3 separate regions of the Homo sapiens genome follow, and all the other regions are linked to region 3. Evidence: chromatin loops called from intact Hi-C (ENCODE). Cell type or tissue: IMR-90. All regions are shown on one strand.

What was found. Hi-C counts contacts between places; a loop is a spot of excess contacts. Peaks named below come from ENCODE experiments on the same cell type or tissue, not always from the same donor. Only the 100,000 strongest peaks of a DNase experiment are listed, where the experiment ranks them.
Region 1: it touches region 3 in a loop (9-fold over the local background); 32 of 110 quality-filtered maps call a loop at or near these places.
Region 2: it touches region 3 in a loop (8-fold over the local background); 60 of 110 quality-filtered maps call a loop at or near these places.

The regions. Positions count from the first base shown.
Region 1 is chr13:104,772,618-104,775,117 of GRCh38, reverse strand. All of the region lies in intron 3 of LOC107984606 (a long non-coding RNA gene), which reads left to right. Among named protein-coding and RNA genes, the nearest start is that of DAOA, 690 kb to the left of the region's middle. In IMR-90, a CTCF peak has its summit at 1,261 (motif pointing left); no DNase peak of the experiment used is centred here.
Region 2 is chr13:104,570,746-104,573,245 of GRCh38, reverse strand. No RefSeq gene overlaps it. Among named protein-coding and RNA genes, the nearest start is that of DAOA, 890 kb to the left of the region's middle. In IMR-90, a CTCF peak has its summit at 1,411; a DNase peak (open chromatin) is centred at 1,485.
Region 3 is chr13:106,531,815-106,534,314 of GRCh38, reverse strand. The region is part of intron 1 of EFNB2 (ephrin B2); the gene reads left to right. Among named protein-coding and RNA genes, the nearest start is that of EFNB2, 2.6 kb to the left of the region's middle. RefSeq lists silencers at 995-1,094, 1,155-1,214. In IMR-90, CTCF peaks have their summits at 370 and 1,096 (motif pointing right); DNase peaks (open chromatin) are centred at 324 and 1,124; H3K4me3 peaks cover 2,126 bases; H3K27ac peaks cover 825 bases.

The DNA.
Region 1 (2,500 bases), 1.8 Mb after region 3:
TCATCTTTGATTGGATGCCTGACACTTGACTTCATTGTGTTGAGTACTGAATGTTTGTGTTTACTGGCATCTGAAGAGATCCTGCTGAACTTCTTGCACTTTGTTCTGCCATGCTGTTAGTGGAGACAGTGTGACTTATTTGGGTCTTGCTTTTATGGTTTGTTACATGGTTCTGAAGTAGAGTTACATCAAGGGTTAATTCTGCACTTTAAAGTGGGAAGAAATTCTCGGGTACTATACTCAACATGCTTTGGATTGAGGTTTTACAGCGGAGTTTCTGGAAGAGGCTCTACGCCTGCCCTTGTGTGCATACTGGGCAATGTTTGATTTCAGCTTTTTGTGTGGTTCTTTCTCAGACCTACATACTTTGCTCACATGAATGTGCTAATCAGCACTTTCATGAACATTCAAAGTATTTCTGCATATCCCCAGATTTCTCTCTCTCTCTTCCACTGTGTCCTGAGAACTCTACCTACTTTGGGGCCCCATGACTCTCAGTTCCAGTCTCTTCATTTTAGGGAATCTTCTGGGCTGTTCCTGAGTTTCCCCTCTGTAAGTCACCACCTTGAAATTCTCTTGAGGAAAAAAGGTGGGGAAGTGAATAGAATCCTCCTCATTTTTTTTTTATTTTCTGTCTCTCAGGAAATATATTATAATTAGGCCTTTCATTGCTGAATTTTGAGTATTTTGAAACTAGTCTTCTGTATATTTTTGTCTGATTTTTGTTTTTGTTGTTATTGGTGGGGGCATGAATCTTATCCTGTTTATTCCATCTTGGCAGGAAGTGCAAGTCCCACACAAGTAATTTGAACAGGAAAAATTTAATAGAAATAATGTTCACAAGTACTAATGTGGTTAAGTCATAAGAGGGTCAAAATAGAACTCTAACAGGTAGAAAATTTGCAACAGCAGAAAGTAGCTACCACCTATTTTAAGGAGCGTGAACAAAGGAAGAACTTAAAACACCAGAAATGCCTAGTTCCCTACCTCCCCAAGGCTTAGATTCAAATCCTTTGGAGAAGGTGTGTGTGGCTGTCACAGAAACACGCACTCAGCTGGTGGTTAAAAAGCTGGTACAGAATGCTGGCCAGGGTTGATCCACAAGGGCTGCTTAGATGAGAACTACTGAATTACTTATGCCTCATCTCCTGGTTTTTTTTTTTTGTTTGTTTTGTTTTTTTGCACGAACAGTACCCTGGAGGCAGGAAAGAAAGCTCTTTCCTCCTGCAATGGTATTAGAAGCCTCTCTAGTGCCCTCTATTGACAAAGCCTAATAGATCAGTTAGTAAAAGAAAAATTTCAACAGAGCCCAGCAGTCAAAGTGTTACAAAGCAGAGAGAAGGGTCCATTTGGAGCTGAAAATTGATAGACTGGTAACAGGGTCAATGGAATATGCTGTACAGCAATAATTAAGAATGATGTGATGCTGTATGAAGCGACTTGAATATTATAAATTTAAAATGGAATAAAGGAAACCATGCACAGGAGAGTATATGCTTAATAATTTCATTTATATAAATATCACAAAGAGGTAAAGATGATAATCTCTGTAGGTAGAATTGGAATAGTATTACATTTCAGAGAAAGTCATTGAGGATGTATATGGAAATGCCTTCTGAGTGCTTGGTTTTTTTTATTGCTTTCTTTTCATTTTAATTTTCTATTTATTGATCAATTAATATGACCCTAGAAGAGGAAGTACAGCATAATATTTTTGTGATACAAAGCAAGCAAAAGAAAACAATATATTGCTTATCCTTACACATATTAGTAATTAAGCCATGTTATATATTAACATGTTAGTAATAAATACGAAATTCAGCATAAGAGCTTTGGTTTGTGGGAAGGTGAGTGGAAATAGAGTTAGAGCAGAGGCAGTTACTGGTAATATTTTAGCTTGTATGAGAACCTCCCAGGGATTATTACATTTTTATGCTTTATAACATAATGATATAAGAAAACTTTAACTGAATTGTGTAAAAAAATTCAAGAATCCCTGAAAATTGGGCAATTTTGAAATTGTTTCCAAAAGAAATCAGAAACCTTCTATGCCAATTCTATTTTAAATACACAGAGCTATTAGGGGCAATTTATACCCACATACTCTGTGTCTTCAAATGTAAGGTGATTACTCCATTTTTGATATTAGAATATCCAAAAAGTGCTATTTAACTTATATGAACATATAATATTTGGAGAAAAATGTCTTACAAAGTGAAAATGTCAAAGTTATTTTACATGTGATTTATTCAGTTTCCTTTATATTGCAAAAATCATGGATTATTTAAGTAATAGATTATATATATGTGTAGATGTATATATTTAAGTTACAGTTAATGAATGGATTTATCTAAATCTACACATAGATCTTTAGCATCCTATCTTTGTCACAGTAAAGTTACTCTATTAGTTTTACCGCACATGGAGAACATACCTATTTGACGACTCTGTGAACACCAGAAGTAGGGTAACCGATGACAACTAATAGAACTTTTCATTA
Region 2 (2,500 bases), 2.0 Mb after region 3:
TCCTCGTGGCTTTTTCAGAATTTTTTTCCTGAGGGGACATTTGGAGGTGCCACGGCCTCACTCACTGAAGCAAGATGGCAGCTACGCACCTTTGACAGCCTCTCTCTTTCTCTTTCCTTTACAGGCCCTTCTTTTCTCTTGCTGAATCTGAGAAGTAGAATCAGAAGACAAGGTCAAGTTCATGCAGGGACAATGCTCCGACGACGTTATCGCATAGATGGAAATCCACTGTGTTCGGGGGGAAGACTGGGCTCATTTTATTAGCCTTATTGGCCAGTGGCCTTGTGCACTCCCACTTTTGAGGATGCTTTTTGACAGTTGCTTGTTAGTTTATGTGTTCATTTGAGACAGGGTCTAGCTCTGTTGCCCAGGCTGGAGTGCAGTGACGCCATCATAGCTCACTGCAGCCTAGAACTCCTGGCCTCAAGTCATCCTCCTTTGTCAGTCTCCCAAAACGCTGGGATTACAGGCGTGAGCCATCACACTCAGCTGACAGCTGCTTGTTAATCATGGTTCTTGCACTGAATAACCTTTCTAGTTAGTGAGTGAGGCATAGAAGGCAGGCTTGAGGACTCACAAATTGCCCCACCTACACCCCCACCAAAAGCAACACAATCTCTCCTAATTCGATTGACACCCTCCACACACCCAGCTTGGCTTCAGGGAAGGAAAATGGGCTCCTGCCATACAATCTCCATGCAACAACTCCTGCCAAATGCAACACAGACCATAATGTCATTTATAATTTGAATTGTACCAGTTTAGACATTTAAAATATCTCACGTATTCATTGTTACATTCATCTTCGTTTTTCTCCATTTCTATTTTTGGCAATCCTCTAATTTCTTGTTCTCTTAAGTAAAAAGGAACAAAAAAATAACAACAAAAGAAAGCTCTTCAAAAATACTTGGATTCCGGTATTTGTGTGTGGTTTCAATAGGGAAGCTTTTTTTAAACTACTTGGACTAGAACAGAACAAAATATATGAGTTTGGGGGAAAAAGACCACAACAGGGGTGTGTGTGAGAGGCAGGTGCTGGGGGAGAGGCCTCAAACAGCAGAAAAGCTTTGAAGCCCTATAGGGCACTGACCTGCAAGGACTAAGTTTGAACAATTGTGTGGGAAGTTTGGGGGTTACTAAGCTAGCTTCGTAATGTAACTTCTTTCCCCTCTTTCCTTTTTTGACAATAGCATTCCTTTCTCCATTTCTGTTCTGTTATTTTTTTAACACATCTAAAATGACATAAAACAAACATAATACACAGGCACACACCTGCACTCACATACACAAACACACAAACTTCTGTGAGTTCCACAGAGGCCGACCCCTTTGCTTCAGTGAGGGCTGTGGAACTGGAATTTCATTCTCCTACGGACTTGCTCTGAACAACAGTTAAGTAAAGAGCTCCCACTGGTGGTGGAGGGAATTTTACTGTCCACACGAAATGCCTTTCCCTACCAGTCAGTGCTTGGAGACTGGATCTCCGAGTCACAGACGAGATGTGGGCTAATGTTGCTCTTTCGCCATGTGATGTAGCAAATAAAATGCCATTGTTCCCCTAGGTGGCTGTGGGTATTAGTCACAGCTGACGCTAAGCAGGAGGTGCGTGGTGTCCTGCCAGGACTGTTATTAGTTACAAGTCTGGATGGGCTCCCGATGCACCATTTTCAAGTAGCTTCAATGCTGTTAAACTTTTAGGAATTCCAAAGCTACTGCTCCAAAGCCTCAAGTTCCCTCACCTTAGAACAAAGATTGCTGCCTTTATTACCAGTCTTATGTTTAACCAGAGAAAGTACAACTTTTCCAAGTTTAAGCTTCTCTAAACTGCTTTTGAGGAAGAGAGGTTCTCTGCATGTGTCCGAGATAATTGTCAAATACCAAATTTGAACACACGTTCTGAGTCACCTGAAGAACCAGCCCGTGTCACTAAGACAAGCACAAATAGCTCCTCTGCTGTGGGACTCTTCACCTACCGCAGATGTTTCCATAAATATTTCAGCAGATACCATTTTCATGACAATTACCAAGAATGTGTGTGTGTGTGTTTTTTTTTTTTTTTAATTTACAGTCTATGTGAAAAATGTAATAGAAGAGAATAATGCTGGATTTATATGGGAGAAAAGTGTAGGTTTTTCTCCTATTTGGTGTCTTAGATTAAGGTACTTTGATACATCTGTCCAAACAGACATTACATCGTGAACAAGAAAAGATGGGACTGGTAGAGACTCAAAGTAACAAGAACAGTTTCCAAGAAAGAAGCAAGGCTATTAAATATTAGGCTGTTGCAAAAGTAACTGCGGTTTTTGCCATTTGAAAATAATGCCAAAAAACATAATTACTTTTGTAATAACCTAATAATTAGACCCAAGATAAAAATCCATATATACTCAACTTACTTTTAAATCCAGAGCTTATGTCTTTTTCCAATCAGACCTCAACATAGAACTTCGCTTAGATTTTCTTATGATCTGGGTTATGTAAACCTCCTGGGATTTATAAA
Region 3 (2,500 bases):
GGCGCCTTGGCACCGCGCCGCCAGCCCGAGGGTGCGCGGGGAGCTCGCCTGCTTCGCAGGAGAACTCGGGCGTCGAGCCCTTTCCTCCGCGCCGGGGAGACGGGCCTTAGGCTTCTCCCTGAGGGCCCGCCGCACCTCGGCCTCCCGCTTCGTTCATAAGCCGGTAGCCCCGGAGTATGCGGTCTCGATGGCCGACCTGATTGTAATGCACTTCCTATAAAAGCTTAGGGCCCTGCCCAGTCGACACTGCTCCTGAAGCCTTCTCCCTCGGGACCCTGGTAGGAATGGGATCCTTAGGATCAGATTTGCTCTTACCGGACTCTACAGCCGGGAGCGAGCCAGGCCTTGTGGAGAGTAACTTTCAGTTTGGGCCACCAGAGTGCATTCAGAATTTAGAAAATCCCATCCATCCCTAAATCTGTGTGGTCATAACTCGTAGTCATCTGGGTATTCAGTACTGTGTATCCCCTTATTTCGAATCACAGCCAAAACATATTTTACAGAATCTTGGAATTGTAGTCTCGGGAAACTTGGAGAAGAAGTATGCAGACATTAGCTGGTTTCTGGAGAAAACGTTTGAGATCAGAAGCAAAATCAATGGCCTAATTGAAGTTGAGCAAGTTGGGCCTGGTTTTAGGAGAAAAGAAATGGGGGATTGATTTAGAAATCACGTCTTAAAGGAGTGTGTCCATTCTCTTAAAAGTGTCAAATTTCAAATTCACTAACATGTTAACCAAGAATCCCTTCATGAAAAGGGCGAAAACGTCGGTTACAAATCGGTTTAAACAAATGTTTGTATGATGCTAGAAGGCACTTTCAACACCGCTCATACGGAGAAGTTACTTAGCTCTGCCTCCTTCCATGTAGTCTGCTCTTGCATGGATTATATTTTTAATGTAAATTGTTGTATTTGCTGATGAAGTACTGGCGGCGGCATCTTTGCATCGATGCCGGCTCGGGAGGCGCCAGGTGGTGCCGGAAGGAGCCGGGCTAGGACCTCGCGCAGCAGCGGGTCCCGGAGTCCGGGAGAGGCGGGCGGGCGGGCGAGGCGGTCGCGGGGAGCCCGCGGCGCCGCTGCCCGCCCGGTGCCTCCAGAGGTCACTCTTCCATGCGGAATCGCGCAGCGCCAGGCCTCGCCCCTCCCCCAGGCCGCCTGCTCCAGCCACTCTGCACTTTCACTGACCGGTTCTCTTTGAGGCTGTTTTTTTTTTTCTTATGAGGATTTAATATTTCTGTTTAAATCTAGTTGAAAGCAATTCCGTTAGCCTCTTCAGCGTTTAGTTCGGTGTGTGTATCTTTATCTTTGCGCTATATTAACTATTAGTTTGTGTGTATCCGGTAGGAGAATTAGAAATACCTAGTTGGGAGAAAAAGAAAAGTAGAACAATAGTTATTTCAACCTAAGGTTTAGACGTTAATAACTTCTTTTTGTAATGTGTCGAGATGGGGGGTCCTGGGGGGAGGTGACAGGTACTCACCACTCCCCCCCCCCATTCTGATGATGAAGATGAGTCTGTCTTTCCAGCTATGTCCAGACCTGCGAGGGCCCTGCGTTTCTGGAAGCCTGCCGTTTGCGCGGTTGAGGTTGCTGCTGCTGTCTTGTCCTCCACAGCAGCATTTCTTTTAAAATTCTCCTGATAACGGCCTGCCTGGATGACTGGATAATGTGTGCCTGGAAAAGGTCTCCCTTGCAGCTGAATGCTAGCTCCAGAGATCAGAAAGATTTCTTCCTGTAGGAGCCATAGGAAAGAGTCCTCTCTAAGTTTTTGAGAATGCATACAACCCCCTGATGACAGGGGGTCGCTTTCCTTGGGGAAGTTTTATATTTATTTCCAGAGGAAAGTTTGAATCGGTAAATATGATGTGGCAGGAAGGTAATCAAATGCATTGAAGTTTCACATCAGTTCCTATGAACTGTGGAACAATTCATTTGTAATGAAGCCGCCATCAGTAATTAGATTTGTTTCATTCAGAGGTCAGCTTTTTTAGCAGGTGGTCGACACAGGGAGCATGCAGCAGCTGTTTGGATACAGGGTCCAGAAAACCCTTTGTAAATTCAGCGTCTCCGTAACTACTTTAATCACATTGTCGGCTCTCCCGTCCCTGACTGTATGTAATAATGGAAAGATGTCCTGCGTGCTGAAACAGTAGCTGCCCTGTTAGGTTATTCACATTGCTTTGATACGTTCTGGTAGAGTTGGGTCCGTTGTAGCCATTTTGGTTGTTTAAAGTTTTGGTTTTTTTTTTGTTTTTTTTTTAATTCAGCAGAGAACAGTAATGCCTAGCTTCCGTTTTTAACTTAACACTTCAGTAGAACATTTTCTTCCAAGAGGGAGATTTTGGCCTAAGTAAAGTAGTGGGCTCTTTTTTAAAAAAAAATTAATTTTACTTTAATGTGAGCAAATCTGTATTGGTATGGTGTTCTGCAATGCATTACACTGACTTTGAAAATTTCGAGTACTAATGCCTTATGTCTGGGGTTACCATTCCCTGTGCATCA